Linked DNA regions of Homo sapiens: region 1 is linked to region 2. A link is an interaction called in ENCODE POLR2A ChIA-PET data of the cell type or tissue named here. Cell type or tissue: OCI-LY7. All regions are shown on one strand. Links, peaks and the distances in the headings refer to the core of each region. The heading gives the core; the rest is flanking DNA. Region 1 overlaps LOC105376959 (a long non-coding RNA gene). Region 2 overlaps SLC6A6 (solute carrier family 6 member 6).

Region 1 (16,316 bases), core at 9,156-11,655, 69 kb before region 2:
GACCCATAGGATATTGCAGAAATGATGGTATGTGACTTCCGAGGTTAAGTCATATAGGCATTGCAGCTTCTGCCCCACTCTCTGGAACCACTTCCTTTAGGGGAAGCCACGGGTCTGGCACCCTGTGCAGAGGAACTGAGTCCTCCCACCAACAGCTAGCACCGACTCCCAGTTTTGTGAGTGAGCTGCCTGGACAGCAGAGCCTCTGGCCCCAGGCAAGCCTCCTGATGGCAGCAGCCCCCTCTGACACCTTGACAGTGACCCATGAGAGACCACCCCACACCCCCAAGCAGAAACACCCAGCTAAGCCACTCCCAAATTCCTGACCACAGAATATAACAAAGAGTTATGGTTTTGAGTCTTTCTGTTTGGGGCAATTTGTTACACAGTGATAGGTAACTGATATGAAAAACCTGAGCTCCAACCATGTCCCTTGGGGCCAGCAGGATTTCAGGCAGAGGCTGCCCCAGGTTGCTAGAGGATGGCCAGCCAAGTAAAGATCACACACAGGGCCGCAGAGGCCTGATCCTCACCTCCCAGACAAAGGCAGGGAGGTGTAAGCCTGAGCCCTAGGCAGGGGAGAGAGTTCTCTGTTCCAGCCCCCAGCTGGGAACTTTGTGTTCCCAAGAGGCAGACATTGTTTGTCACTCTGGGGTGACATGCATAGTGCTCCCTAAAGGCAGAGGAGAGACACTGGGCCTCCCCAGTGATTCATAGTGTTCAGAAAGGAGGGGTTGAGCATGTTCCTAATCAGAAGCTGCTGCAAGGCCTGCCTGGTCACCATTTGTTCTGTTTCTGTATCTCGGCGTCAAACCTGATAAGCCAAGGTTTCCCCGAATGCAAGCACACCCAAGTAGGACCAGCACATCTTCTCTGCCAGGCCCCAGGCTGGGCACACAAAGGTGAACTGGCCATGATCTCCATCCTCTGGAAGATCAGCTCAGGCAACTAACATTGACTGAGCTCCTTCTGTATGCAGGTGCTAGGAGTAGCACCATACTACTCAGAACCCAGCCACTTCACTGTGGAACCATCATCGCCTGCTGGAACTGGTGCAGTAGGCTCCTCACAGGTCTTCCTGCTCCTGACCTTGCCCCGAGCCTTACAATCCATTCTGCAAATGGAGCTCAGCAGGGTCTCTACAAATGATAAATCAGATCATGTCTTGGCTGCTCGAAACCCTCCACTGACCTTGACATAAAAATGAAAACTTGCCTTTAGAGTGGAGAGATCTGGGGGGTCACCACATGACCAATCTGAAATCATTGGGACCACCTGACATTTTGGGCCTCTTGGTGGCATGAGATATAAGGAAGACACAGCCACACTTGGGCTCAACTTATTCAAGGCATTTCTCTTTATATAAAGTCAGGGAGGCAGAACCCATTAAAAGTCACTGTAAGGAAACCATCAGATACCACAACTGTCCTGGACTCTTCTTTAGAGTCACAGTTGCCAAACACACCCCAAATAGCCCTCAGTGGGAGAATGGGTAAACTGTGCTTCATCTACAGAGTGCCTACGGTTCAGCTCAAAAGGCTGCAGGACACACTCCACAATGTGGAGAAGCGCTCACTTTGTCTGAGCAAAAGAGGCCTTGGACACAGTGTACACACTGCATGTTCCATTTCCATGAAGTTCTAGGACAGCCTAAACCAATCTGTGCTGATAGAAATGAGGATCTGTGGGTGCCTCAGGCGGGGGTAGGGATTGCCTGGCAGGAGCCAGAAGGACCTTCTGGGAGGCTGGAAATGTTCTGTATCTTGATCTGGGTGATTACACATGTACAAATTCCTGAGCTGCACATTTAAGATTTGTTCCCTATATGTCTGGCACATCTCAATATTTTTAAAAAATAATCAAATAAATAAGCTTTTTAAAAAGTCTATGTCAGGGCCAGGTGCAGTGGTTCATTGGAGGCTGAGGCAGAAGGATCGCTTGAGCCCAGATCTTTTTTTTTTTTTTTTTGAGACAGTGGTCTTGCTCTGTTGCCCAGGCTGGAGTGCAATGGCACAGTCTCAGCTCCCTGCCACCCCCACCTCCTGGGCTCGAGTGATCCTCCCACCTCAGCCTCTCAAGTAGCTGAGGCTACAGGCATGCACCATCACGCCCGGCTAAATTTTGTATTTGTTGTAGAGACGTGGTTTCGTCATGTTGCCCAGGCTGGTCTTGAGCTCCTGGACTCAAGTGATCCACCTGTCTCTGCCTCTCACAGTGCTGGGATTACAGGCATGAGCCGCTGCACCTGGCCCACAAACAATTTAAAAACAAAAAATTGGCTGGGCATGGTTGTTCACGCCTGTAATGCCAGCACTTTGCGGGGCCGAGGCGGGTGGATCACCTGAGGTCAGGAGTTTGAGACCAGCCTGGCCAACATGGTGAAACCCCGTCTCTACTAAAAATACAAAAATTAGCCAGGCATGGTGGCAGGCACTGTAATCTTAGCTACTCAGGAGACTGAGACAGGAGAATCGCTTGAACCCCAGAGGTGGAGGTTGCAGTGAGCTGAGATTGTGCCACTGCACTTCATCGTGGGCAGCAGAGTGTGACTCTGTCTCAAAAAAAAAAAAAAATTACCCAAGCATGATGGTGCACACCTGTAGCCCCAGCTTCCTAGGAGGCTAAGGCGGGAGGATGGCTTGAGTCTAGGAGTGTGATGCTGCAGTGAGCTGTGATCGCAGCACTGCACTCCAGCCTGGGTGACAGAGTGAGACCCTATCTCAAAATAAAATAAATCAAATAAAAAGTCAATGTCAAGGATAATGAGTGGGAGACTATCTGAGTTTAAAAGAATTTAAAGTGACATAGCAATCAAGTGCAACATGTAAATTTTCACTAGATCCTAGGAAAGAAATGAAGGGAGGGAATAAGACAGCGAAGAAGGAAGGAAGGAAAGAAGGGAGGGATGGAGGAAGGAAGAGAGAGAGGAGGAAAGGAAGGAAGGGAGGGAGGGAGCAGGGGAGGAAGGAAGGAAGGAAATGAGGGAGGGAGGGAGGGAGGAAGGAAGTCCACCAGCTAACCCAGGTATCTGAAACATTTTGGGATTTGAATATGGGTTGACTATTAGGGAGGTATTTGAATTTGATTTTCTCTGGTAATAATGGTATTTTGCTTAGATGGAGGAACAACCTTGCCTTTAAAAGACACATGAACAATATGTAGAAGTAGGAGGCACGAAGTTTGCAAGTTACCTTCCAATGGCTAGGCAAAAAAAGGGCAATGCACCAAAATATGAACAGTGGTGGAACCTAGGTTGGGTATATATGAGTGCTTATTCTATAGTCTTTAAATTTTTCTATATTTTAGGACATTTTTATTAAAAAGGGTTGAGGGTACAATGAATAAAATTTAAGGTCCTGGCTATGGCCTGTGAGGCTATGTCATCCAGCCCCTGCCTCCTCTGATCTCAGCCCCTTCAATCTCTCCCTCGTTCTCCCTGCCCCCAAAACCTCCCTACACACACACAGGCACACATGCACACACAGGCACACACATATACACACAGTCACGCATGCAGGCACGCACGCACATAACTTTCTCACTGGTCAACCCTGGAGCTGGGAGAAGTGGGGAAATGGATGCTCCCCCTGCACAAAGAGGAATCCCTCTTTTCTCCAGATGGGAAATCTTTCCCAAAAGGCCCCACGCAGACTTTCTCTTATGTCTCATTGGCCAGAACCTAGTCCCATGCCCACCACAGGCCTGTTGTTGGCCACAGAGAATGGGATGGCTGGTACTGCTGAACCAATACAGATAGGTCCCCTGTGGTGGTGCCTATTACCCCTCCCCCTAAATAAGAGTTCTCTTGGCCAAGAGGAAAGGGGGCGGCCACTGGAAGACAAGGCCAGGGGTGGACATAGTGCATTTCTGAAACTTGGAGATGGTGAGGCTCTTTTGCATCTGGGCCTTCCAGCAGGTGTGGGGAACAGCTGGTGGCCTCAAACCCTATTCTCCAGATGGGGCAATAGAAAATCAGAGTGGTGGAATGACTTCCCACTCCTGGCTGGTCCAAGCCTCAAATCTCTGTAAGTGGAAAGTCTGCGAGGGCAGGATGGGCAGAACCTGGTGTGTGAGAGGTTCCGCTGGGCGGGGAGATACAGCAAGGCTTCACGGAGAGGGGTAGTGCTCGGTGCTTGGAGCGTGGAGCGGATTTCAGTGGAGGTGGAGAAAGTGTCAGGTGGGGCACAGAGGGAGCAAGGACAAGGAGGGCAGAGCACCAGGCACATGTGGGCAAGAAGAAGGAGGAGGAGAGCTGGAAAGGAGGGTGGGGCCAGATCTGAAGGCCACCGGAGTGCTGGAGTACTGTTCTCTGTTTCACAGGCAAAGAGGAGCTGCTGAAGATTATAGGGATAAGGGCAGAAGCATCTTAGAGAAGCTGAGAGTACCAGAGGAGTGAGATGGAGACCAGGAGACCAGGAGACCATGGAGGAGGCTGGTGCAGGGCTGTGGACACAGAGGGGAGACTCAGAGACAGCTCTGGAGGCTGAGGCTTGTGGGGCCATTTCTTTTGGGAGAAAGCCACCCAGGAAGGAAGTCCCTTCTGTCCCTGGCAACCCACATCAGCACTTCATAGCACAGATGGAAAGTTCTGCCTACCCTAAATCAAACGTGCAATATCTCAGTCTCAGATTCCCACGCCACTGGGCCAACATCCACTGAATGCAGTAAATGGGTGAAAGCCAAATCGTGGAAAGGTTAACAGCGTGGTCCTGGTGGACTTGGGAGCCAGAACACCCCTGCTGCACCCCACCAGCTCTGTCCTGATGAGCTTTGTCCTCTGCCCCTGGAGCCCATTCCCTGTCTGTGCAACTGGGACCTTAGCAGTCACAGTGACAGTGTCCACATATGCTGGGCCCTGGCCGGGCACGAGGTCTGCTCCAGGCTCTTTCCCCACACTGATCCAGGTGGACCATGGGAGGTCCACATGGCCCCGTGGCAGGGGGCGTGGAGACCACATTTTACGGAGGGAGGGTAGAGCCTGCACTTATGGAGCTGTCCGGAGGGTGACACGCATCAACACACGGCAAGCACAGCTTCAGTGTGAACTTTGCCCTGGAGAGGGGATGCAGAAAGTCCCCACAGAGCCTGAAGAAACAGCCATGGAGATCTTCAGGAAAGACCCTGGGAGGTAGAGAGGAGGTGAGGGAAGACGGACCGGGGAGGTTGGGAGACAGTCCTGTGAGCTGCCAGCATGAGGCGGAGGTTGCGCAGGGGGCCTGTGGGAACAGCACTGCAGAAAGAGGGAACAGCCTTCTCCCTGGCTCCAAGCTCTGGGGTGGCAATATCAGCGCTACTGCTATGCCTGGAAAGGACCACGCTGATGAACCCCTCCTCCCCTCCCCTCCACTCACCTGTGTGTGGTCTTGGGCAAGGCCCCCATGCCCACGAAGCTGTAGCTTTCCTGACAGAGGGGTCAGCCTGGCCCAGCTCTGAAGTCAGCTCCACCCCTGACCCAAGGCAATGACTGAGTTGAACAGGATCACAGTGCCTCTAACTCTCCCGGGCCATGGCTGGCATCTTCCATGGCACATTCTATGCTCACACACAGGTGCTTTTCCCACAAGATTCCAGGGAGCCACTGGGAGGCTGGCTGGTGCCCGCTCAAAGCATCAAGCTGTTCCTAGCCCCTAGCCCCGGGCCTGAGAGCCCACCCCTCAGCCTTTGCAGTGATCGTGCCCAAAAGGGCTGGAGGAAGGGGAGAGCCCTAAGGAACAGGTGCTGAGCCCTGTGAGTTGGGGTCCTGGCCAGGATGTCATTTCACAGAGAAGGCCCAAGCACCCAGGACATGGCCTAGTGGGACTCCCAGGAGCCACACTCTCATGACCATTCCCTTCCTGCCCCCTTGCTAGAAATGACCACAGCAGGGAGCCCTGGCCCAGCTGTGGCCCTGAGCCTGGAACACAGGACAGGCCAGTTTTGCTGGCAGGGAGGTAGGACCCAAGTCAGGGCTAGGGTCTTGGGCGCCTATTAGGACAGTCTCCAAAGGTGGCAGGGGCCTGGGGGAGAGACTGAGTTGGGACTGACCACCTGGTGCCTTGAAGCCCTAAGAAGGAACAGGAAGCGGCCAGGCGTGGTGACTCATGCCTATAATCCCAGCATTGTGGGAGGCTGAGGCGGGAGGATCACCTGAGGTCAGGAGTTCGAGACCAGCCTAGCCAACATGATGAAACCTTGGTTCTATTAAAAATACAAAATAATTAGCTGGGTGTGGTGATGCATGCCTCTAATCCCAGCTACTCGGGAGGCTGAGGCAGGAGAATCTCTTGAACCCAGGAGGCAGAGGTTGCAGTGAGCCAAGATCGTGCCACTACACTCCAGCCTGGGTGACAGAGCCAGACTCCATCTCAAAAAAAGAGAAGCAGGAAAGCACCAAGAGATGGGAGGCCCCTAGACAACTCGAGAAGGTAGGGCTCAACCCTTTGTTGCACAAGGCTGTGAGCTCCTGATCCTTGGCGCTGTCTGCACAGACAGGCACCAACTCTGTGCCTCCTCTGGAGTCAGGCAGCCAGGATTCCAGTCCTGCCTCTGACCCACTCCCAGGTAGATTATTTCCTTGTTGGCAAAGTGGGGCTAATAATAGCACTAGTCTCATTAGGCTATTGTGAGGATTAAACGAATTGATGGCCAACAAAGACAACATTGCTGCTGCCATTACCCCCATCCTCTCCTTCCTCCTGCCTCCCCCCACCCCCCACCATGTAAGCCTTTCTCCACTTCCTTTTTCTTTCTAAAAAGAAACATAAAACTAGGCATCCACCTGGTCAGACATGGTTTTTGTTTATTTGTTTGTTTTGAGATGGAGTCTTGCTCTGTCGCACAGGCTGGAGTGCAGTGGTGCGATCTCGGCTCACTGCAACCTCTGCCTCTCAGGTTCAAGCAATTCTCCTGCCTCAGCCTCCTGAGTAGCTGAGATTACAGGTGCCTGCCAACACACCCGGCTAATTTTTGTATTTTGGTAGAGACGGGGTTTCACTACCTTGGTCAGGCTGGTCTTGAACTCCTGACCTCGTGATCCACCTGCCTAGGCCTTCCAAAGCGCTGAGATTACAGGGCGTGAGCCACCACACCCGCCCAGACATGCTTTATAAAAATAAAAAAAGGTGAAGCGCAGAGCTCCCTGGAGGCTTTGCCGGCCAAGGGGAGCCGCTCACACCCACAGCATTGTCCCTTTGTGGGATCTCACCGCTCCTCCTTACCAAAGAGCCTAAAGTGCTGGGCACTGTCCCAGCTCCACGATCTAGGTGAGGACGCAGAGGCCCATGCGGTGAGGTCGTTTGCCCAAGATCACACAGCTCAGACATGCCAGTGGGGCTGCCCTACTCTCTGTGCTGGGGTCCCTTGGTGGGGTCCCCAGTGAGACTTCACTCATCATCTGTCATTTATTCATTCCTCCTTCATCTTTGTGTTTCCTGATGGACCTCACATCTCTTAGAGAAATGCGCAGACTGTCCCATTTACTTCTGCCACCCCCAGTCCCTAGCACAGAAGGCAATCCTGGACGGAAGCTGAAGAAACACATACATAAGACAGTGTTTGAAAACATAATATGCATGTGCTTCAGCCCTTCACGTGTGCATGTGGCTTCCTCCTTGAGCCACTTCCAGCACCTCCACTCCATGGAATCCCATCTCGCTAGGGCCAGGGAGGGCTGATCTCCAGGTAGGCACATCCACATCACCTGTTAATCCTCTTGCACTGAACCTTCCTTCGACTCTGTTCACCTCCCTCCCTCCTGATTCCCACGCTCTTCTTTTGGCTTCCATGACACTCCGTCTTCTGGTTTCCTTCAGCCTCCTGCCATTCCTCTTCAGGCTTTTTTATGAGCTCCTCTTCTGAGACTGACTCCTTTGAAGTTGGAATTCTTGTCTCTCTTAATGAATGCTTTTCCTGGGTGTTCTTGTGAGTTCCCCATGGTCTAACACCCTGGTCAAGGAAGGCTTTCCTGAGGGACATCTAACCCCAAAGCACCAACAGGAGCCTCTCCCTTAACCAAGGCAAGGAGAAGGGAACCAGTCCCGGGTGAAATGTAATAGTAGTAAAAATCACCATGAGGAGAGGCTTCCTTCCTTTTCTTTGGGTCGATAACAAGTATTTTGACACAGAAGCAGGAGAATATCAGCATTTATTGGGCATCCTTTGTGCCGGGCACTGTCCAAAGTGTCATCTTATTTACTCCTCACCAGCCTAGAGAGGATTGGAGTGGAAGGTGTTTGTTAGCTTAATCTGTGTAACAAGCTATCCAGAAAGTAAGGGGTTTCAACAATAAAGATCTATTTGGCTGTCAGTTCTGCAGGTTGGCCGTCTGGGCTTGGCTCAGTTGGGTGGGTCTGCTGCTGGCCTGGAGGGGCTCCTTATGAGCAGGTAGTCAGCGGGTGGGCCTCCCCCCACATGGCCTCTGGTCCCCATGGCAAGGGAAATACAAAAATTAGCCGGGTGTGTTGGCAGGCGCCTGTAATCTCAGCTACTCTTGGTGTCAAGAGCAGAAGCTGAGAGGCCTCTAGGCACCCATGTTCCCACCACATTCTCTTACCCCAAGCAAGACACAGGGTCAGCCCAGATGCATCCTGCCTCTTGACGGGGAGGGCTGTCAAGTATTATGGCCACTTCCCAATCTGCCACGTGGTCACCCAGCTAGTAGGAACAAAACGGCCAGGTGGATTCCCAGTCCAGCACCCGCTCCACAGACCCAGACTGAGGTACCTTTGTTCGGCTCCTTTCTACGGGTAGAGCTCAGGCCTTTGAGACTGGAGAGACAGGCCTCACCAGGAGGGCTGCTCCAAGGGTCCCAGGCAGGCCGGTGACAAGCAGGGGCTTGACTGAAGAGGAGGATTAAGGGCACTAAATCTGTCCCTCGGGCTTGAAGGATGGCCAAGGCACAGGGCACCTGGCCAAATGCAGGTCTCCGAGGAAAGGGGACAAGTGCGCCAGCTTTGCCACCCTGGCCCAAGGGAACTCTGGGCCCCCAGCACACACCAGACACCCTGCTGGGTCCCAGGAGCCGATGGTAAGCCATGCAGACCTGGTCTTCACCCCAACTAGCAGCACACACAGATGCCACAGGCACCATCCCTCAAATGATGTTTCCACTTAAGGACCAAGGCTGTGAAATGAAGGGGCTTTGGGGCCTGCCTGGGTGGAACTCCATCCTTCCTACTTTCTAGCTGTCAGACCTTGGGCCAGTTACTTCTCTCTCTGAGCTCTGATTTCCTCCTTATGAAATGTGTTTGGAAATTATGCCTTCTTCCCAGGTAATGAGGATTTGAGAAGACAGCGCGTAAAGTACTTCTCTCCAGCCCAGCACATGGACACAGTCTAGAAAGTCAGCCATCATCAACTATAGCCCAGAGTCCACAGTTCCCTTTCCAAGTTCCTGAGTCCAAATGTGCCTGGCTATCAGAAGGACAACTCGGAGCATGTTCCATAAGTGTTACACGTCACCCCAGTGGGGTGTGGAGTCGCTTCCCATAATCAATCACATTGATATTTCTACAGCAAAATCTATGACTATTCACAGTAGGTGGGCTGGACATGATAGCTCAAGCCTGTAATTCCAACCCTTTGGGAGGCCAAGGCAGGAGGATCACTTGAGTGATCAAGGAGTTCAAAACCAGCCAGGGCAACATAGCGAGAGCCCCATCTCTAAAAAATAAAGAAGAAGAAAGAAAGAAAGAAAAGAAAAAGAACCACAGTATATGAGCTAAATTGTTTCTAAATAGTTTCACAAAATTTCAAGTTTTGCCACCAAATTTGGGTTTTTGTTTTGTTTTGTTTTTCAAAACTTTTTGAATATGGAAATTGTGGATAGAGGGTTCTTTGGATCATTATAATTTTTTTTTTTTTTTGAGATGGAATCTCACTCTGTCGCCCAGGGTGGAATGCAATGGTGTGATCTCAGCTCACTGCAACCTCCACCTCCTGAGTTCAAGCAATTCTTGTGCCTCAGCCTCCCAAGTAGCTGGGATTACAGGTGCCCGCCACTACGCCCGGCTAATTTTTGTATTTTTAGTAGAGACAGGGTTTCACCATGTTAGTCAGGCTGGTCTCAAACTCCTGACCTCAGGTGATCCGCCCACCTTGGCCTCTCAAAGAGCTGGGATTACAGGCATGAGCCACTGCACTTGGCCTGGATCATTATAATTCTTAGTGACTCTCAACCTTGGCTGTGTATGAGAGTGAGCTGGGGAGTTTCTTAAAGGCAGACTCTTGGACCTCACACCACACCACATGAATCCATCTCAGGGGGTGAGACATCTCTTTAAGAAGCTCCTAAGATGAGTCTGATGTGGACCCCAGGATGAACCATGGTTCTATAGATTATGAAACAGGAATGCGGTGGGGTCTTGCTCACATAGGGAGTACCAGGGAAGACTTCCCCAAGGACAGGACCAAAGGATGCACAGAAACCTGCCAAGTGAAGGGTGTCAGAATGTTCCCAGCAGAAGGAACAGTGTGAGCAAGCTCCCTGTGGTCAGAAGGGAGGCAGCTGCGAGTCAGAGGAACTGAAAGGTCCCCAGAGTGGTGGAAGCCTGGGAGCAAAAGGCGACACTGCCCAAGCTGAGTTCTCCTGCTTCCTCTGCAGCTGAGACGGGGACCGTTCCTGAGGGGGAAATCTGTGTAAACAGGCAAATAGACACTTTCTTCCCAGAGAAAATTAAGCAGCAGCCCTGGTCCTTTCTTCCTAGCCAGAGCAGGAGGGTACATTAAAATCAGAATGTGTGGGGCTGGGAGGAGACACAGATCCTCTAACCTAATTTTTTTTTTTTTTTTTCAAGACAGAGTCTTGCTCTGTCACCCAGGCTGGAGTGGAGTGGCTAGATCTTGGCTCACTGCAACCTCTACCTCCCGGGTTCAAGTGTTTCTCGTGCCTCAGCTTCCTGAGTAGCTGGGACCACAGGCACACACCACTTCACCCGGCTAAGTTTTATATTTTTAGTGGAGATGGTGTTTCACCATGTTTGCCAAGCTGGTCTCGAACTCCTGACCTCAGGTGATCCACCTGCCTCGGCCTCCCAAAGTGCTGGGATTACAGGCGTGAGCCACCACGCCTGGCCTAACCTGATGATTTTAAAGTGCTTTTATCTTTAAAATTATTTGGGTGCCTTTTAGTCAAACAATTTTGCCACTGCCCCTATAGTGGTTGGAGCAAAGTGGAGGTGATGTTGGGTGTCTGGAGATCTGGATCTCCCCAGATCTCCTAGGGACTCTATGGAACCCAGTTTGAAAATCCTAGGGAACCATGACTCAGGGAGAGACGTTGGGATTGTCCAAGTCGCCCCCAGCCACCCTGCACAGGGCCGGAGTCCCTCTCCCAAGAGATTGGCCTGAGCAGCTCTCCCCAGACTTTTAGCTGTCAGGTCTTCCTGCATAAATTTTCCTTTTGCTGCAACCCATCTGTTATGGGTCACGTTGTGTTTCCTCCAAAAGAGATGTTGAAGTCCTAACTCCTGCTACCTGTGAATGTGACCTTATTTGGAGATAGTGTCCTTGCAGATGTAATCAAGTTAAGATGACGTCATTAGGGTGGGTCCTAATGCAATAGACTAGAGTCCTTATAAGAAGAGGAAAATTTGGACACAGGGACACAGAGGAAGATGGCTATGTGATGACAGAGGCCAGGAGTGCAGTGACGCAGCTGCAAGCCAAGGAACGCCAAGAACTGAGAGAGGCCACCAGATGCCAGGAAGAGGCAAAGAAGGATTCCACCAGGAGCCTCAGAGGGAGCCACCACCTTGACTTAGGACTCCAGCCTCTGGATTGTGCGAGAACACATTTCTGTTGTTTTAAGCCACCAGGTTTGTGGCACTTCATCACAGCAGCCCTAGGAAACAAACTCACCTCCTAAATCATTATTCATTTAATTTTTTTTTTCAAACAGACTCACTTCTAAACAACTTGCACACATTTTGCCAAAAAGTAAAGCTTTCATCGCTGCTACAAATGCAAGACCACAATCCTTTCTATAAATAGAAGACGCCTTAAAAATGCACACAATGAAAACCAGCCAACCTTGCTGGCTGCAGGTGCTCGATGGCTCTGATCTGGGGCCGCTTTTGTTCATCAAGGAGATGAGCAAGTGACCAAGGGGGTGAAGATGCTGGAGCACTTCACTGAGGCTTCTTCTTCTTCTTCTTCTTCTCCTTCTCCCGCTCCTTCTCCTTCTCCTTCTTCTTCTTCTTTTTTTTTTTAGACAAGAGTTTCACTCTTTGTTGCCCAGGCTGGAGGGCAGTGGCACGATCTCGGCTCACTGTAACCTCTGCCTCTGGGTTCAAGGGATTCTCCTGTCTCAGCCTCCTGAGTAGCTAGGATTACAAGCACCCACCACCACACCCAGCGAATTTTTGTATTTTTAGTAGAGACGGCATTTCACCATGTTGGCCAGGCTGGTCTTGAACTCCTGACTTTGGGTGATCCACCCCGCTCAGCCTCTCAAAGTTCTGGGGTTACAGGCACAAGCCACTGTGCCTGGCAGCTTCTTCTTGATTGAGCAACTGAATAAATGAGAATTGAAAAGGGAAAATTTATAATAAGGAAGTTATAGTTAACAATCATTTATTGTATATTTCAAAGTAGCTAGAAGAAAAGAATTGAAATGTTCCCAACACAAAGAAAAGAGAATTTTTTTTTTTTTTTTGAGATGTAGTCTTTCTGTGTCACCCAGGCTGGAGTGCAGTGGCACAGTCTCAGCTCACTGCAACCTCCACCTCCAGGATTCAAGCTATTCTCTTGCCTCAGCTTCCGGAGTAGCTGGGACTACAGGCGCACACCACCATGCCCGGCTAATTTTTGTATTTTTAGTAGAGACCGTGTTGGCCAGGCTGGTCTCAAACTCCTGATGTCAAGTGATCTGCCCGCCTCAGCCTCCCAAAGTGCTGGGATTACAGGTGTGAGTCACCATGCCTGGTCAGAAAAGATAAATGTTTGAGGTGATGGAGATCCCAATTACCCTGATCTAATCACAGCACATCATATACAGGTATCACAATATCACATGGACCCCAAAAATATATAAAACTATTACATATCCATTTTTTAAATAACAAAAAAAAAAGAGAAAAACTCCCTTATTACCTGAATACGTCTCATTCTGGGATGCTTCTCATGATTGAGGCTTCAGGGGTGGGTGTCCCATCCCTGCCCACCTTCCCTCTATGTTTGAGGGAATTGATGCCCAGAAAGGTTCAGTCATTTGTCCACAGTCACACAGCAAGTTACCTGCCAAGTCTGGATCTGGGCCAAACTCCTATGTGCTTTCCAGGAAATCGCATGTTAGATATTTCTTGGTCCCATTCAGAAGTCCCAAGTCATGCATGGTGGCTATGAGCTGAGCACATGGACACAGCAGGGCATTAAACCCTGAAGGCTGAACAAACAGATTCAGTGTGTGTGTCGTAAGCACGAGCAGTGACAGCCGGTGGACTGCAGAATTATGACTGTGCTCCAAGGCAGCTGGACTTGGGCAAAATTTGGCTCACACAAAAGGTTATTATAACCCAAGTGAAGATTTTTTTTCCTTCTCACTTCCCTAGTCCATCAGTAAGGAAAAGCGGGGTGCCTGCAGGCAGCCGTCCTGCATCTTGTCAGTAAGGTCACACAGTAAATGACAGAGGTCATAGGGCTCATGTCCAAAACCAGACACCCCTTTCACCCTCGTCCTGGCTGTGTGGCGATCTCCTTCCTGCCCTATCTCTGCTGCTCTGTCATCTCCTCTTAGCTTTTGTTGCTCCTCTGGCCCACGGGAAGGAGCAGGGCTCATAGCTTAGGGTCTGATACACTTAGATTCAAATCCCAGCTCATCCACGAAATGGATCCCTCCTCCCAGGCTATTAGGAGAGGTCCATGAGAGAGCATCTGTGAGCACTTGGCTCAGTGCCTGGCACACAGTAGGAGCTCAGTAAATATTCATGCCTTCCCCCTGCCGGATTGTGAGTTCCTGTTTTTCTCTGTCTTATGTAGGGCCAGCCTTGGAGGCTTTCCATGTCACCATCAATAATAATACGAGGCCGGGCGAGGTGGCTCACGCCTGTAATCCCAGCACTTTGGGAGGCTGAGGCGGGTGGATCACTTGAGGTCAGGAGTTCAAAACCAGCCTGATCAACACGGTGAAACCCAGTCTCTACCACAAATACAAAATTAGCCGGGCATGGTGGTGCACACCTGTAACCCCAGCTACTTGGGAGGCTGAGGCAGGAAAATCACTTGAACCTGGGAGGCGGAGGTTGCGGTGAGCCAAGATCGCACCATTGCACTCCAGGCTGGGCAACAAGAGCAAAACTCTGTCTCAAAATAAATAAATAAATAAATAAAATAATAATAATAACACAAATTGTATGTCTTTCCATGACCAGCCCTTTCCTGCATTCGGCTCTGCATTGGTGCTGTGTGGGAGGCACTAGGACTACCCTTAGGCCCCAGACAGAGGAGCCCATGCCTATGGGTTCCCAGAGGGGCCCTCCTGTGGCTGCACACCTTCCCACAAGGTCATATACACATTCCACAGGGTCCAGGGGATGTGACCATCATAAGCCAGCGCCCTCTAGCTTCTAAATTGAACCCTGGGTACCCCAGGCCCCAGAGTCCCTGCCCGTGGGCCTCTCCCCCATTCATTCAGCTGAGGGCGGAGAGGCACACTGGTGTGTACCCAGGCTTAGGGGGGAAAGGTGGGCTGTGCTTGGGGGCTGAGCTTGAATGGAAGGTGGGTTGTCCCTCTGCATGGACCAGAGCTGCTCAAGGGGTAGGACGGAGCTTGGAATGGCAGGAGAGGAGGGGTGAGGGGCAGGCCACAGGCCAGGGCCTCAGATGGGGGCTGGCACTCCCCAGCCACCGCTTGCAGGATCCAGCTCCAAGGAGCCTGGGAATTTACATTCTAAGCTGGCCTCCAGCTCACCATGAAAATAAGCACACCAAGGCGGGAGGGCAGGGTGGTTTGTACCTAACAGCGTATTAGCCTGACATATAACTTTTCAATACTGAGACAGTATTTGCAGCATTTGTTGTCTCGGGGTAGAACTCTGCCAGTGTCAGGGGTGTCCTGGTGTCATCCCAGTGGTTTTCTCGACCACTGACCCACAGGGGACAACACATTTATCAAATAAGGAAAGTGCTGGGCCCGAGCCTTTCAATACACAAGTGTAGAATAACAGGCTTAAAGGCTACAAATAGCATCAAAGCACGAGGGATGATAATGCCTCTAGAGACCAGGTTCAAGTTCCCATGTGGCAAATGTCACCTCCACCCGAGGTGCCACTTGCACAACAAGGGTATTAACTTCTCTCCTTCCCCAGGGCCTGTCTAGGATCCCCTTTGGTAACCTGGACCTGTCTCTTCCCTTCCCATACTCCAGAATGAGCCCCTGGGCCCAGGTCAAGCACCTGAGACTCAGATGGACAACCTCCTGTGCCCCCTGCCCCTCTCTTCTTGCTCATTCTTGCTGGTTTTGTCATCCTGGCAGAAATCATCAGAATGACAGTGATAATTATGAACACTCACCTTGTGCAGGCTCTGACCTTCACATTCACCCTAGACGGGGCTCTAGTGCCATCCTCATTTTACAGATGGACAAAATGAGGCTCAATTTGGGGCTGATCCTGTGCCTAAGGTCACAGTTGGTAAGAGGCAGATCCTGGAATTGAACACACATCTCTCTGAATCCCAGATCCCACACATCTGCCCCCAAGGCTAGAAACCACAGATCAGAGGGACCTTCTGGGCATTGCGCTGTGTCATGGGACAAGTCACTTGCTGACCTCTGTTTCCCTGGGGAAGTGGCTTTGGGGAATACCTGGGGTCATCTAGAGCTGAGGGATCCTGGGAATCCAGGAGTGGAGCTGGGGCAGCCTGAGAACGGGGCCCACCCCACCCCGGCTCAGATGACCAGTCCCGAGGGCCCAATCAGGTCAGCCTTGGATCAGGCCATAAGTGGGAACAAAATAGTCAGGGAACTCTCCTCTCCCGCTTTGTTTATGGTCTGGGAGCTGAGAATATTTTGAATTGTTGTGTTTGGGGAGGGAGGGAGAAATAACCAAATATAAGAAGGCAGTCACTGGGAGGCCTGGGCAAGAATGCAGAGGAATCAGGCCTGCCTGGGGATGTCTGGGCCACCGGAATGCTTGGAGGCCCAGCACCCTCTAGCTCAAGGATCCGGCACTGATGAGACATTCACGTTGCCTGGAGAGCTTTATTTTAAACAACGAAGGAGAAAGAAGAAAAGAAGAAGAAGGAGAAGGAGAAGAAAAAGAAGCAGCAGCCGCCACCACCATCTCATGCCCATTTAAATGAGAATTTCTGAGCGTGGGACCCCAGGCATCAGATTTTTTTCA
Region 2 (16,316 bases), core at 7,681-10,180:
AAAAATGATACAGTTTTCTTAATGTATTTTAGGAAAAAATATATTCTGTTATTGCACAGAGAAAAATGCATATATGAAGCTGAAGTAGTTAAGTGGAAAGTGAGTAGGTAGAGTGAAAAAGATGCATCAGTTAGCTTTTGCTATGTAACAACCATCCCCAGACTTGGCGGCCTTAAACAACAACAATTTATTTAGCTCTTGATTGTTCTGCTTGTTGGCAGTTTGGGCTGAGCTTGGCTGGGCAGTTCTTCTGGTCTTGGTCTCCTCCACGTGTCTGCAGGCAACTGTAGGTCCTCCGGGTAGCTCTTCTGGGGTTTGGCCGGCTATTGGCTGGGGTGTGAGGGGCAACTGGTCCCTGTGGTTTCATCACCCAGCAGGCTAGCCTGGGCTTGTCACCGGCCACTAAGCAAGCACTCTAGGAACAAGAAACGGTCAATCCCCGAAACCCAAGTGCTTTTCAAGCCTCTGTCTGTATCATTTTTGTTCATGTCCCTTTGGCCAAAGAAAGCCACAAGACAAACCCAGATTCAAGAGGTGGAGGAAATAAATTCTGTCTCTTCATGAGAGGAGTGAAGAACTGTAGTCAGTAACTACAGGGAGGATACAGAGGACAAACATCAGAAAGGTGGGATGTGGAGTCCTGATCTTGGGGAACTCTTGAGTGAGCTGATGTGTGGAGACATTCTTCTAACATAGTGCTTAGAGGCTGATCAAAAATAGGCTACTGCATCATTTCCCTCTTCTTCATAAGCCAGCCTTGGGGCTCAGCACTCAAGTGCAGCCCCTTGACCCTGGAAATAACTGAGATGAGGCCTTGAGTGAAGGTTGTGAGCCAGGGGCAGGGGTGCTGTTAAGGAAGAGGGTGGTTCTGGTTCTGAATCATCACGAGATGACAGTCCCTGTCTTTTGTGTGTGGTTTTGCCATTTTCAAGGTGTTTACCCACCTCTTAGGAGCTGGCCCAGGAATGGGCCAGAGAAGAGGGAGCGGCCTACCGACTGGCCCCAGCCATGCTTTGGGGTCAGGGCTGGGACATCGTTGGCAAAGAAGGGGTCGGTTGCCCTCACTGGTGTGGAGCCCTTACTTGGTCGGTCCGTGTCACTGTCGCTGCTCCAGGCCTTCAGTGTATGCTCAGGGCAGGTCCTTAGGCCCACTGTCACTGGGGGTTCCTCTAGTGTGTATATTTTCCACTTACAAACAAAAGGGACATTGGAAGCACAATCATTGCCCCTCGGTTCCCCGCTCCCTGGGGAGCTGAGTTCACAGACAAAGAAAGGCTGGCACTTCCTTTTTCTCACTTGAATGGGGTCCAAGGCACAGCCTTGTCCTTTCTCTGCTGTTTTTGGAGTGGCCTGAAAACCGGGCCTTCCCCACTCCTGGACACTGGCACTCAGCCAGTTACTGAAGGCGTTTGCTGGGACCTCCTTGCCTCAGACATTGACTGGCCTGCCTGGGTTTGAACCCTCACTTTGCCACTTCTAGCTTAGGCGGAAGTATCCCGCTCTCTGGGCCGTGGTATCCTCACCTGCACCTGGGGAGATGGCAGTGCTGACATCCCAAGGTTGTAGGATGGCCCTGACTGCATGAGATCCTGGGTGGCCAGCCCTGAGAATCCATTATTATTATTATTATTACTGTTATTTTGTTTTTGAGACAGAGTCTCACTCTGTTGCCAGGCTGGAGTGCAGTGGCGTGATCTCGGCTCACTGCAACCTCCGACTCCCTGGTTCAAGCAATTCTCCTGCCTCAGCCTCCCAAGTAGCTGGGATTACAGGAACACACCACTATGTCCAGCTAATTTTTGTATTTTTGGTAGAGATGGGGTTTCACCATGTTGGCCAGGATGGTCTCAATCTCCTGACCTCATGATCTGCCTGCCTCAGCCTCCCAAAGTGCTGGGATTACAGGCGTGAGCCACTGTGCCTGGCCAGAATCCATTATTATTTATCGAGTGCCCTCATAGTGCATAAAACTACCCCTCAGGGCAGTTTCTTTGTGTGTTATGAACTTAAAGAATCACCCCCTATTGTAAAGGGGTCATCCTCTTCTGGGCTCTGCTTGTCTCGCTGTTGTCTAGGACCCAGGGGTCTTAGAGAGGGAACACTTGGGAGCAATGTGAGGTCCTCAGGTTGGCCAGTCCTCACTCACACCTTCCAGAGGGACCGGGCCCTCGGGGGTATTCTGGGACCCTTGCCTTCCAGAATCTCCATTCTGAGCACCCCAGCTCCATTTTCTGGCCTGGAAGACACTGAGACAGTATTTATCTTTGGAAAGTGTCTGGTTCTGCAGGCATCTTCCCAAGCTTCTGCATGATCCAGATGGATTTGCTCTGTCCAAAGAACCCTGGCTGCCAGCTTGGTACTCACCTCCCACTCCAGCTCTCACACCTCTCCTACCCCTGCACCCCTAGCCCCAGATTCCAGCAGAGCTTTGTGAGACCACCTGAACATTCACAAATAAGCTGCCCTCTTTCTAGAACCCTGGGGAAGATTGAGGGCCATGGAGCAGGAGCCTGGAAAGCAGGCTTAGGCAAGACCAGCACTGCCTCCTGTGACCTGCCTTCACAGCACAGGCCGAGGCCAGAGAGCTACACCAGGGGACAGCTCAGTTCCAGCCCTGAGCCAGGTGCCGTGGGCAAGAAAGACCCGGCCTCCTGCCTTCAAGAGCCTTCTCTTTTCTTGGCATGCAATGGTGGAAAGGCAAGAGAACCAGTAGGGAATAGTTGACTCCTGTGAGCATAGTACTAGGAACTTGCCCCTGTCATTTCTTTCAGTCTCTAAGTAGAGGAAATAGCTAGGCATCATCCAAAACTCTTCTTTCTACCTCAAATCCCACATCCAATTCACACATCTTCTTGGCTCCCCCTTCAGAGTATACCTACAATCTGAGCACTGTCCCCATGCACTGTCACCCCCATGGGACCCCCATCACTCTCCTGGACACCAGCACTGGCCTCTTGGATCTCTCCGTGCCTTATCCTTGCACCTCCGTAACCAATTCTGAATCCAACCTGTTAATTCCCAGCTCAGAACCCTCTCATGGCTTTTCCCATGCTATGATCTCACCCTGGCAGAAAGGATTGAGACTATTTCAACACAGCAAGTGCTCACTGGGTGCTGAATCTCCTCATTAGTTCCATGTCTTCATCCACCTGCGTGGAGCAGCAAATCACTACCTCTCTCTGGCTCACTTCCCCATCTGCAGATGGAGGAGCATATGAGCTGGGCTTTGAAGGATGAGTAGAAGTTCACTAGGCAGAAAAGGAGAGTGACAAGACAGTCTAGGTAGGAGGAACAGCCCATGCAGAGTCAGCATTCTGAAAGCACATGAGTATTTGGGATGGTTTGGCTAGAGCATAGGATGCACGGGTGAGGGCCAGGTAGGGCCAGGGAGAAGGGTCAAAGCCTTGAATGTTAGGCGGGTACATTTGAACTTTGTTCTCTTGGAGGAGGAACCATAGAAGGTATATGAGAAGGGAGGTGGTGTGACTGAATTGAATGTGATTTTTGGACATTCCTTAAGGAACACACTGGTGGGAAAGAGAGGCTGGATGTATGCTGAGCACTGACTGTATACGGGGCCTCGGAGACCTCAGCCTTCAGCAGGTCTGGGTTCCCTTTGGGTGAAACTTATCTGAATCCCCCTGAAGATAGCCACCAACCCTGCAGCGTCTGACCCTGGGGTTTCTCTCGAGTGAATCTTGTCAGGATTTTTTGCGCGTTGCTGTCTGGGAGCCAGTTGGGCGGCAGAGCAGTGAGGATACCCTCGAAGGTTGGTCTTGGTGACCCTCAAGCTGAAGCCCAGCCCCAGCTGTTGCTTCCTTTCACTTCTCTTATATGCCCCAGATGCATAGGTCCCTGGCCCGTCCTTTCCTTCAGCAGGAGTTGCTGGCAGGTGCTGCTGGCAGGTGCTCAGTAGTCTCTGGAAGTCAGGGGTACGAGGCACCAGGGGAGCGGAGCCATCTCCCAGCTTCTTCTGGGCAGGAAAGGTCCCTGTTGACCCTCCCTGCCAGCCCTTCCTCCCTCTGTTTTCACAGAGGAGGCAGCAGAGCAGCAATGGGTGACATTCCCCTTTCCTTGTGGGGGGAGACAAAGCTCAACTCTGGCTCCCACACATCCCAGCTGCACGACCTTGAGGCAGTGACCTCACCTCTCCACGCCCTCTTCTCTCCTCTGTAAACAGAAGTAGCGTGGTCCCAATGACTCACAGCCTGGCTTGAGTGTTTTGGAGCTAAGACCAGGGATGTGCTTTGCAGGGGGCCACGGGACACTGACGATGCAAGACGTGCAGTGCCCTGCCCGAGGTCACGTGCACAGCTAGAAGGAGCAAAGCTTCCAGCCCTGGCATTCAGCACTGCATCCTGCCTCCAGCTAACCTTTTGTCTGTGTCCCCACCAGCCACCAGCCCAGAGCCCGGGCCAGGCTTGGGAGCCCAAGTCCATGGTCACAGGTCACATTGTGCCACATGTGTGTCTCCCCGCTCCCAGGTTACTCTTGGGGTCTTCTCTCGGCCTGGACCCCCTACACCCACCCTGTGTGCAGTGCTAAGTCACCATTCTCAGCAGAAGCCAGTGAGCTGCACTTTCCCAGATCCTCATGAGAAGCCGCTGGGGCCCCAGAGACAGTCATTTCATGCTGGCTTTATAATTGAGCGCCGAGTTGCTCTGGGATGGGGAAGCAGAGCTTTTGTCCCCTGCTTCTCCTTGCTGTCTGGGGTCACCTCTGTCCCAAGGTCGCCCTGGAGGACAGGCGGGGCCAGACCTGGCCAGAGGCCCTCCATCAGGCTGGAGCCGTGCCTTCCTCCTAGGCTCCTCCAGACCCCCTGGGAGCTCGGCACGTATCATTAGACTTTATTAGAATCAAAGAAATGAGTCATATTTGCAAACAAGGCCTGCTCAGCCAATCTTCCCCTGCAGCTGTCGGAAAGAGGAGGCGGTGGAGAAAGGCTGCACGGCCCCGTGCTCTGGGCGGACGGGCCCTTTTATAATTGTTGCCTCTGCTAGTCTCCAGGGGAGAGCCATGGCCAATAAATGGCTGGCGTGCAGTCAAAAGGAAACGATTTGGCCCGCTAGGAGGACGTATTTACATCTCTGAGTGCCGGCTGGACGGCAGCAGGGCGGCCGACTCAAAACAGACGTCCAGGCAGTTCTTTTTTGGATCCCACCCTGGAGTGAATCATTACTATTCTTGGACAAGAATGCAGCTTACCTCGGAGTCTCCTCCCTCTGTATGAGACAGACGAGGAAGCTGGGGATGATGGGGCCCTTGCCAAGGCCAGCACCATGCCCGGCACATGAGGTGGCTGGCCCCAGGGTGGCATCAGTAAAAAGGAACCAGGTCCATGGCTGATTTCTATCTGAGTGATTTCAGGTGCATTCCTGAACTTGTCTCAGCCTCAGTTTCCCCATCAACCAAATGGGTATAATTAATTTACTCAATTAATGTCAGCTGAGCACCTATTAGGTACCAGGCACTGTTCAGTGATCAAGACAGACATAGACCCTGCCTTCTTGGGACTGACATTTTAGTGGGACAGGCAGACATTAAATAGATAGCACATGTACAATTATAATATAAAAGCAATAAGTGATGAGAAATAGGCTCAGGGCAGGGGAAGGACAGTGACCAGGGATGTTTTTTACAGAGGGTGGCCAGGAACAGCTGCCCTGGGGATGTGGCCTTTGAGCAGAGACCTGAAGGAAAGGAGCGAGGGAGTTTTGGAACAAGTGGCTGAGGGAAGCAGTTAGGTCCAAGGCCTTAAGGCAGGATCGCGTTCGACCTGTTCAGGGAATGGCCCAGATAGCAGCTAGGGTGGCTGAAGGAGGAGGAAGTGATGCTGCAGTCTGGGGGATGAGGGTAGGGCTTGGGCGCCCGCACCCGCAGCCTGCCCAGAACACTTCCCCTTTACACCCGTTCACCTGTGTGTTTACTAATTGGCACCCCCTCGCTCTTAAAAGTGAGTCTGAATGGCAGGGTCAGAAGGGCCGTGTTGGCCGGGGAGCGGGAGCCCTGGGAGGACGTGGAGCAGAGGAGGGATGTGGCCTGACATAGGTATTGATAGATTCCCTCTGACTTGTTGGGGCAGGAGTAGAGGGAGGAAGACCAACGAAGAGGCTGCTGGAAATCATCCTGGGGGCGTCAGGGGCCTGGACAGGGGCAGAGACTGTGCTGGGAGAGCTGTGTTAACACTGTGGGGAGCCTGTGCAGCTTCCTCCTGGGGTACTTAGGAGGCACAGGTGAGTGGCAGGGCGCCATGGCGTTCCCTCGGCACGACACTCTACAGTTTACTGAGCACGCCCTCACTGCTGGGTAGGGATTGGCTGGGATCCTGATCGGCTGCTTTCTGGCTGGGAAGACCCTGGAAGTCAGACACGGAAGGGACTGTGGAGGGGCCTGCCTGAGATTCAGCCTGCATGGCTGCCCGAGATGTCTTTGGAAAGAATGTCGGTTGCTCTGGCCCTGAGCCTGTGTCAGGCTGTGTTGTGACAAATCCTGATTGATGAGATACATTGGTTTCAGCCCTAGTATGTTCACGTGGCCCGTTATAAAGCTTTTCAAGAATTTAAAATAACTTTTATAAAGGTGATATGTGCACATTAAAAACATTGAAATAGTGCAAAAATACTTTGCAAAGTGCATCCCCCTCCCCCACACAGGCAGCAACTGCCACCAGCTTCTTGTGTGTCCTGCCAAAAATAGTGTGTGTGTATTCAAGTACAAATGTGTCTCTGTCTCCCTCCCTCTTTACACGGTAGGGAGCATGTCTCATGCACTGTTCTTCACCTTGCTTCTTTCCTGCATTTTGTCTCCAGGACCGAGCTCCTTAGTAGGACACAGAACTTTCCTGTTTTACACCGCTGCATTGTATTCCAGTGTGTGCCTGCTCCACAGTTTACAAGCTCCTCTTGATGGACATTTGAGTCATTTCCAATCTTTCACTCTACAGACAGCACTGCTTGAGGGGGGTACTATGTCTCTGGCCACCCATGCAGATGTAACTATAGGAGGTAATCCTAGGAATGGAATTGCCTGATCAAAGCAAACGTCCCTGGATGGCACCATGAGGTCCTACAAAGGGACTACCACCAGCAATGGAGAAGGAGGCGGAGGACTCATTTTCTTTGTTGTAGACTCCATAGCTGGTCAGCTGCCCCGAACAAGTCAGTGTGGCAGCCTCCCATCAGTATTGGGCACCACTGGTTTGACCAGCATGGTGGTAGGAGAAGGGCAGATGCTGTTAGATGAGCTGGCTGCAGGCTGGGTATGGTCAGAATCAGGGCTCTGGAGTATTAAGCTTCTCAGCCAGCTTGCCCTGAAGAATCAAAGGAAAGGCTGTCTTGTGACTGGGCATCTTATCAGCATATAAAGCCCTTGTCCTTGGGATGTCCAGGGTCTGGTGGGCAACACAGACATTTCCCCAGCGTGGGACAGGACAGCGGAAGACAGACAGGGGCTCTACAGTGAGTCTTCCAGAACCTCAGGGAGGCTTCCTTTGAGACGGAGGATAGTGCACCTGGTGGGCCTGGGAGATGGTGGAAAGGTGCTCTTCCTCCTCTCCTGGTGCTGCCCATTCACAAGGAAGTCTTGGGCCACTGCCCAGCCTGCCCTGGCTTTCACTGAAGGTGCTGAGCCCTGCAGAATGAGGAAAGGCTTTTTGTTTTAAAGCCGTGGCAGGCGCCAGATCCACATGCTTGGCAGGGCCCCAGCTGGGATGTGGTTGGCCGCCAGCCTGCCCTATAGGGATGCCCCCTGCCCCAAGGTGCCAGGTGATCCCAGCATATAGCAGAGGACTGAAGAGATTGTTAAATCAGCATATAGCAGAGGACTGAAGAGATTGTTAAAATTTAGGCTCTGTTTTCTCTTAAAACCAGACCAACAGTGTAGTGGAGTAGAGAGAGCACTGGTTTTGGAGTCAGACAGGTGTGGGCTTGGGGTGGCAGCTCTGTGTCACCTGCTGGCTCTGTGACCATGGGCAAGTGGACCCACCAAGCCTTCATTTTCCCTATCTGTAAAATGGGGTGAATGGCCTCTACTCCTGGGATCAGATGAGATAAACTGAAAAGGCCTTGGAAAGCAGGTGGTTGCTGGTAGCTTTTATTTCGTCCATCAGCATTATCATGTTGACATCCCTGGTGCCAGGGGGAGCCCACTGATGTCGCTGTGACCAGCAAGAAGAGGGCAAAGAAAAGCTGTCCTGTCTTATGGCTGTTAGTGGGAGTATTTCACGGATCGGTCCTACAGTGACATGTGAACTTGCTGTCCTCCCAGTTGAGTCCATTCATTCACTCATTCACTCAACAGGTCTTTATTGAGGTCCTCCAATGGGCCAGATGCTGTTCTAGGTGCTGGGAACACAGCAGTAAACTAAAGAAAGGCCTTGCTTGAATACCAGTTGAGAAGGGAATCTTGGATTTATTCAAAGTCCTTATGTTGAAGCTTCTCTAAAAAAAATAAAATAAAAATGATAAAGGGTCTAGCCTGGTGTGTGTTCCGAGAACCAGAGCCCTGACTGTGGGGGTAATCCCACGGACTGGCTGAAAGCTTGGGATGTTCCAGAATGCTTCCCCAAGAGCATCCTGGGCAGGAGCTGTTATTCTCATTTTACAAAAGGGGAAACTGAGGCACAGAGTCACACTTCACTCCCTGCCCCTCCTGCATGGGAGTGTGACCTTCAGACAGGGAGCTGACTCCCATTAGAAGGAAACTCAGCTTCTTCCAGGGGTTCGCAAACACCCTGGAGCATGCAGACCCTGTCTCTTGTGGCCAGCAGCCTGTGGTGGACAGGTAACCTGGGAGGCCCAGTGGGCAGGGCCGATGTCTCTGTTCTCAGCGTGGCTGTCCTCGATCACTGTTGCAGCAGTCAGAGCTCTGGGACCATGGGTGCCACTTCTGGGCATCAAGTTTCATGGCCTGGGCTGTCAGTACCCTGCATCGCCCTGGCCTGCTTTCAGATGCTGTCATCCATAAGAATGTCTGGGAGTAGGTACTTGTGTGCTTGTTTAGCAGGGCAGCAGGAATCAGCTCGGATTGGTGGGAGGCTTAAGTCTGGACTCCAAAGACCCACGCTCTGCCGTGTCATCCTGGGCAGGGTTGGTGACTGTCCCGTGCCAATTATCCTTAAAACCGTTTACCTGCCTCTCTCTGAGACCCTCAAAACCCTGGCAGGGCAGGGGAGGAAACCAGCATTGCTTAGGTGCCGGCTGTGTGCCTGAAACTTCCCTGGGCATCTGAACACCACAGTTAACATCTGCAAAGGTTTATCAAGTGCTAGCTGCATCCCAGACCCTGAATTTAGGACCTTGTGTGACTTACATTTTAGTGAGAGATCCAGGTTACACAGGGATGAATAAAATAATAAGGGACAATATTGGGGGAGGGCAACACTTTATAGACGAGGAGCCAGAGGTCTGGGAAAGTTGGCTAACTTCGTTCTGTCAGTGACGGAACAAACAGTAGAGCTGAGAATTGAACCTAGTGTTTGGCCCACGGTTGGCACTGAAGAAGGTTCTGCTGAAGTCCCAACAGAAAATCAGTGCCCATTTCACAGATGAGGAAACTGAGGCTCAGGGGTTCCTTAACTTGCCTGAGGCCAGACTAAGTTGAACCTGGGTTTGCCTGAATCTGGAGTCTGAGTCTATCCTTTTCTTTTCTTTCCAACAACTCTGTCTCAAGACAAATGGGGATTCCTGGGTTTGGAAAGGTGAGGTGACTTATGTAAATGCAGCGCCTCAGGTGGGATTTGACCCCCAGCCTGTTAATGTCCGAGCCTTGGCTCTCTCTACTCCAGGGCCAGGCCCCTCACTGACTCCTGGCTCTGTGTTTGCTTCAAGGCGCAACGTGCTGAGCTTGTCCCCTGGAATCGACCACCCAGGCTCTCTGAAATGGGACCTCGCTCTCTGCCTTCTTTTAGTCTGGCTAGTGTGTTTCTTCTGCATCTGGAAGGGCGTCAGGTCCACTGGGAAGGTAAGTTGGACTTCTGTCCGTCCCCTGCCTCCTGGAGAGCTGTGCCAGGCTGGCCCTCTCCCCCACTTCCCGCCTGCAATTAGCCACGCCCCAAGAGGGAGGTGGCCAGTGGTGGCGTGCTGGTAAGCCCGCCCTCTGGAAAAAAGTAAAACTCAGGTTTGTTGTAGCGTTTGTCCATTTCATGGTGTCAGTGCTCCCACCATGTTTGCTTTCAAGCTGTCCACAGTTTAATGACCAGCTCACAGAATTCCTGAATATTGAAGAGCCAGGCTCTCAGGAGCCTACACGAGCTAGCCCCATCCACCACAGCTTTCTCATCTCAAGGTATTGGCAGTCAGTGCAGATGGTAGCAGATAACTAATGTTGGGCTTCTAATAAATAGGTTAGCTGGTAACAGGAGGTTAGCCAGCAACCGTGGTAAGAGCCATTAGCCACAGCATGGACCCTCGCTTTGCAGAGGGGGCCACAAGCATTCCCATCAGCATTGCAGGGAGCTTCGTGGGCCTGCCCCAAACCTACAAACTCCAAGGCTGCGTTGTAACATTATCCCCAGATAATCCAAGAGCACTTTATGGGTTGAGAGGCACTGGCTTAGATTTTAGCTGCTAAATCAGATTAACTGAGTTATAACTAACATTTCAGCCGGCACCTCCAATGTTAGTTGTTCAGGAAAGCGTTAGCTGATAATTAAATCATCCACTCATGGCCAGGGTGTTAGCTGTTAACCAAAGTATTATTCATAACTGGAGTGTTTGCTGCTGATTAATATGTCACATAGTGACTAGGATGTTAGTGATTAACAAATGTAAAATGTTAGCTTGTAATTTTAAGGTTTTAGGTATAACTGATACATTAGCAATAGTGGAAATGTTAACCCATAACTGAAATGTTACCTGTTACTAATTAGAGCTGAACTGTTCCCTGAAAACCTAGACACTGGCTGTTGTCATGGCTTTGCTGATGCCAAAGGCTGGTGCGGGGGTATGTTGTGATCACAGGTGTGAGCCTGAACCCAGGGCCCTAAGCTATAAAGAACAAAGGCGTTTGCTCATCTGCCTTTAGATAGTGCCCTGTCAACGCTTTCCCCAGTGACTCACATCCCAAAAGAGGGAACGTCTCTTTAAGATCAAAAAACCCCCAAAAGTCAAAGGAGCGTCTTAAGGTAGCATTCCAGATGGAGCTGTGGGCAGTGACCTTAGCTGCCCCAGCCACACAGTGGAATTGAGGGTTGAGGAATGTGTCTCCCTGGATAAAGAGCCCCCAAAGAGGCAAAATCATAGATTTGTAGAGATCCAAGTAATTATTCCAGTCACTTACCCTGCAAGACCTGGGACTCCAGGGTTGCAAGAGGTAGAATGGGGGTGATCCTGTGCACCCCCCTCCAACACACACAGTGCCCTCTGCTTGTTTCTTGGGGCAGAACCACCCTGCCATCCTGAAGCCAAGGGTGGAAGGGAAGCAGTCCAGGCCTTGGACACCTGCCCGTGCCCACCAGTGAGCACGGTCCTGCCCGGAACAGGCGGGAGCAGGGGACATGGGTAACTCCTGCACCTCCTTGGAGAGCACCTTCACTGTGCTACCCCGGTTCTCTGTCTCACAAGCACACCATTTTATTCCTTTCTTTAAACAATGAGAAAACTCAGGCTTAGGGAGGTCAAGTGACTTGTCCAAGGTCACTTCCTCCTCTCTGAGCCTCAGTTTCCTCCTCTATAAAATAGGTGATAGTAGGGTTAAAATGAGGTGTGTTAAACACCTGGCACAATGCTTGGCACAGACGGTTCTGTAAATGCTAATTCTCTTCTTTTTTTTTTTTTTTTTTTTTTTTTGTAATTTGAGGTGGGGTCTGGCTCTGTTGCCCAGGCTGAAATGCAGTGGCTTGATCTCAGCTCACTTTCTGGGCTCAAGCCATCCTCAAACCATCCTCCCACCTCAGCCTCCTGAGTAGCTGAGACCACAGGCACATGCCACCATGCCCTTCTTCACTCTGCCTCAGTTTCCCCACACAGAAGTGAGAAAGTTTCTGTGGAGCACTGGTCCTGAGCAGTGCTAGAGACATCATCACTTACTTACGCACTAGTATTTTTTGAGCCTCTACCGTGTGCCAGGTGCTTTGTAGAAACAGGGCTGGGGGACATGCAGTGGTTCACAAAACAGACAAAAATTCCTGTGCTCCAGGAGCTGATGGCCTGGCAGGAAGAGTCAGGTTGTAACAAAACGAATGGGAAAAATATATAGGAGTCAAATGGGGATGCGAGCTATGGGAAAAAGTCAAGCAGAGAAGGAGAATGGGGAGTGTTGGGAGCAATTTTGAATAGGGTGGCCAGGCAAGACCTACCAAGAAGGTGACTCTAGGCAAAGATGTGAAGGAAGTGAAGGGCTGAGCCAGGTGAGTATGTGGAGGGGAAAATCTCCAGGTAGAAGTGACAGCCTGTGCAAAGGCCCTGAGGTGTGTTTGACCCAGACCCTTGGGGAGCACCCAGTCTGATGGAGGAGGCTGATGTCCGCCAGGGACAGTGAGCAACTTTTGAGACATAATGCAGAATACAGGAGAATAGTGTCAAAGCCAGAGAGAGGGTGCCAGGCTGCAGCTGTGGCCGAGCAAAGACGTGATCTTCCACGGGTCCTCCCTTCTCACCCTTAGCAACAACCTCCTTCGTGGGGTGGCTGTAGGCCTCCCAGGGGTGGGCGTGATTCCCAGAACAATAGCAGAGCCTGGGCCAGGCCAGAGAAGCCAAGACAAACACAGTCAGGCTCTGTGAACTTCCTCAAGCCCCATGGCTGAGAGGCTGCCTGCTCGCTGGCCATGGCTTCCAGCCCTGGCCACAGACCAGGTTTGTGGCTGACGTGGGGGCTGGGCCCACAGGCAGCAGATGGACCTCATCCTGCCAAGGCCCTGCTCTCGTGTCTAGTCCAGCAAGGAGGAGTTGGAGGGTAATGGAGGGAGAGCCCCAGCCTGAGAGGCTCAGGATCTGAGTTCAAGTCACTTTGCCTCTCTAGGTTGCAGTTTCCTTTTTTGTAATTTTCACTATTCCAGGAAGTTGAAACTAGGCTGCCATTAATCCATTCAACAAATAGTGATAACGGTGGCGAAAGCGCAGTAGCCTGTGAGTGCCGGGCAGCATTCTCAGTGCTGCTAGGTAGCTCATTGAATCCTCCTCATGGTTTGGAGTATGTGCAGTTATTAGTCCCATTTTACAGATGGGGAAATTCAGGTTCAAGGAGGCTCATTACCTTGCCCAGCATCCCACAGCTTGTCAGTGGCTGTGCTGGGATTTGGACCCAGGCGGCCCCACTCCCGACCTGGGTGCCCCACACTCTTCCGCCTCTTGTGCCCACCCCCGTGCCAGCCTGAGGATGCAGTAAGTAGGGCGTGTGGCAGGCATGTCCCTGCTGTCACAGAGTGGGGTCTGGGAAGGGGGCAGAGATCCAGACACTCACACAGGAAGTGCAAGCCCTGCAGACGCACAGGGGAGGAGGCCCCGGAGTGAGCATGGACATTCACTGAGGCTGGGGCTCTTCGCTGTTGGCCTCCGGAGCAGCTCTTTTTGCCTGGTTAAAAACAAAGCAGGGGGTAGTCAGAGCCAGGTCCTTTTAGCTCTGGATCCCCCAGACTGCATGACTTTGAACAAGGCCCTTTCACTTTCTCAGCCTCACCTTCCCCTTATGTGAAATGAGTTAGTGAAGCCCCTCACCAACAGCCAGGGCGCTGAGGATCCTTAGGGCCTGCCTAGGATCTCTGGGATCAATGGCGAGCCCTGCTGCCCAGGCCCTTACCTCCCAAAGGATGCCTGGCTCCCCCTGCTGCTGCTGCTGCCCAGACACTTACCTCCCAAAGGATGCCCGGCTCCCCCTGCTGCTCAGCCACCCTCTTTTCTACTGCCCAGAGGGGATGGAGAAAAGTTGTCCTTGTGAGTTTCCTGGACAGTTGGGCCACAGGGCTTTTGGGTCTAGGGCTCAGAGGAGCCACGGAGGTTCACCAGCAAGAGTGGAAAAATACCACGTCCCACAGCAAGGCCTGCTGGGCCACCACCAGAGGCCCCTGGCAGCAGCTAGCACCAGCCTGTCCCTTGGGGATCCCGGGGGAGCCACAGAAAAGTTGAAAGCATGGCTCTCAGGGGCTTGTCCTCGGAGCAGCAGATTCTGCAAAGCAAGGGTGGCTTTCAAACCTGCTACTGTAAACCAAAACCCATCTGAGACAGGGGGCTCGATGAGCTTAGAGGTTTATTTTGCCAAGGTTGAAGATGTGCTCAGGAAAGAGACTGAGCCACAGTAGGATCTGTGGCCTGCACTTTTTCCAAAGAGAGTTTTGAGAACCTCAGTACACTAAAGGGGAGGCCCAGCACAGTAGCTCACACCTGTAATCCCAGCACTTGGGGGAGCCGAGGAGGGCAGATTGCTTAAGTTCAGGAGTCCGAGACCAACCTGGTCAACATGGCAAAACCCTGTTTCTACTAAAAAATACAAAAATTAGCTGGGCATCGTGGCGCGTACCTGTAGTCCCAGCTACTCAGGAGGCTGAGGTAGGAGGATCTCTTAGGCCCGGGAAGTTGAGACTGCAGTGAGCTTTGATTGCGCCATTGCACTCTAGCATGGGCGACAGAGACCGTGTCTTAAAAAAAAAATGTAAGGGGAAACAGCAGGAAGGGACAGAGGAACAGGTAATTCAGGTAATTATGCACGATGTCTCTCAGCAAATCTGCATTTTCCATAGGGTAGAGAACACACACATTTTCCATAGGGTAGGGTGTGTACACACGGTGGAGGAAGGAGACACATGCCTAGATGTGTGGGTGGATGGCTCATTTCTTGTCTCTTTGTCCGGCACCTGTGAAGATGAGCTGTGAGTTTACATTGTCAGGGTGAGGGAGGCCGCCTGGGGAGATACGTGGCCTGTATCTCACAACTCTCTGCTGAAGAACAGAAAGCAGGCCGGTTTTGTGCGTGTGTGTGACTCACTTCCCAAGCTTAACTTTTTCCTTCTGCATAGTGAGTTTGGGGTCCTGAGATTTTATTTTCCCTTCACACGGCTGAGGTGGCGTGACCAGGATTTGGGGAGGAACAATGACACACATCCCAAAGGTGTGGGGACCTGACACCAGCTGGCCTGGATCCATCCCGCATCCACCACCAGTAACTGTGATTGCAGGCAGGTGCCCCCACCTCTCTGGGCAGTCTCCTCATCTAGAAAATGCAGGTGAGGCTGATGCCTGGCTCTTCTCAGTTGTCTGAGGATTAAATGAGTTAAAACTCACGAAGCCCTTAGCTGAGTGCCCCGCACAAAATCCGCACTGCATAAGTGCTTGTTAAATAAACTAACTACGTGAAAACAAAGAAAGCCACCTCCACACCCCTGTCCCTGACACAAAGCCCTCTGGTCACAGACCACTGGGTTGCTTGGCCCAGTGGAGGCCTGGCTGGCTTTGAAGTGGCCGCCCTCTGGAGACCCCTGCGGGGCTGCTGTCAGCAGCTATTGTTCGCCAGCCCGGGTGTGGCCCACAAAGGGCCCCAGAGGTGGGAACTGGTCGGGGCGCCTGGCCGCCTGTCCGCCTGTCCTCAGGAAGGGAGAGGCAGGTTGGTTTTCTTTTTTCACTTCTTTCCCCCCTTCTGTGGCTTCCTGATGTGCCCCCGCCCTCCACGTCTGCCTTCCCATCCTCGGGAAATCATGTAGGCTCCTGGCCTCAAGGAGAAGAGATGACGGTGGCTGGAGAAACTGAGGCCTGGAGGAACAAAGGACGCCCGGGGGCAGAGGCAGCAGTAGGGCCCAGCCTGTCAGTGTCGGAGAGCCATCCTGACAGTGCCGGCCAAAGAGGCTTCTTGAATGCTCACCGCAGGCCAGGGGCCATCGAGCAAGGTCAGCGTTCCCTTATCCTCAGTGGACAGATGGGGAAGCTGAGGCCCAGGTCACCAGCAAGGGGTGGCAGAGGCAGCGTGCAACCCCTGGTAGAGGTGGCTCCCCAGCTGACCCACAGCCTCTCTACCCCTCGACCTAGAGTGGCAGAGTGGGAGGCAACCTCAGAGCTCCTACGGTCCCAGCCCTTTACTTCCTGGTGGGGAAACAGTCTAGAGCGGACAGCGGCTTCCTGGAGGTCTCATGGCAAGCCAGCCTCTAAGCTTGGCTTCAGACCTGAGGGCCTCCCTACTGGCTGCCCTCTGGTCTTGGGGAGAATCAGTAAACTGCCAGTTGTGGGAGGCTTTTTGCTGGTCTGCTATGTGTGGGCTGTGGGGCAGGTCCCCATTCTGTTGCTTAAGCCCACGTGACCCTGGGCAAGTGATGGACTCTCTCTGGGCCTCAGTTTTATTGTTGCAAAATGGAGATAGTAATACAACTTACCTCAGAGGGTTAGGGCACGGGCCAG

Evidence for each region. Peaks named below come from ENCODE experiments on the same cell type or tissue, not always from the same donor. Only the 100,000 strongest peaks of a DNase experiment are listed, where the experiment ranks them.
Region 1: POLR2A ChIA-PET joins it to region 2 with 13 read pairs; 2 of 35 experiments call an interaction of 5 or more read pairs at or near these places.

The regions. Positions count from the first base shown.
Region 1 is chr3:14,377,903-14,394,218 of GRCh38, forward strand. LOC105376959 (a long non-coding RNA gene) reads right to left here. Exons shown (of 8, transcript XR_007095825.1): 6 at 15,487-15,619; 7 at 13,213-13,360; 8 at 11,840-12,488. Among named protein-coding and RNA genes, the nearest start is that of SLC6A6, 17 kb to the right of the region's middle. RefSeq lists an enhancer at 5,052-5,577. In OCI-LY7, for the core only: no CTCF peak of the experiment used is centred there; DNase peaks (open chromatin) are centred at 10,238, 10,499 and 11,519; H3K4me3 peaks cover 1,405 bases; H3K27ac peaks cover 2,500 bases.
Region 2 is chr3:14,448,123-14,464,438 of GRCh38, forward strand. SLC6A6 (solute carrier family 6 member 6) reads left to right here. Exons shown (of 15, transcript NM_003043.6): 6 at 9,828-9,960. Among named protein-coding and RNA genes, the nearest start is that of SLC6A6, 54 kb to the left of the region's middle. RefSeq lists enhancers at 3,344-4,151, 11,249-11,749, 12,235-12,756, 12,757-13,278, 13,279-13,800 and 1 more. In OCI-LY7, for the core only: no CTCF peak of the experiment used is centred there; no DNase peak of the experiment used is centred there.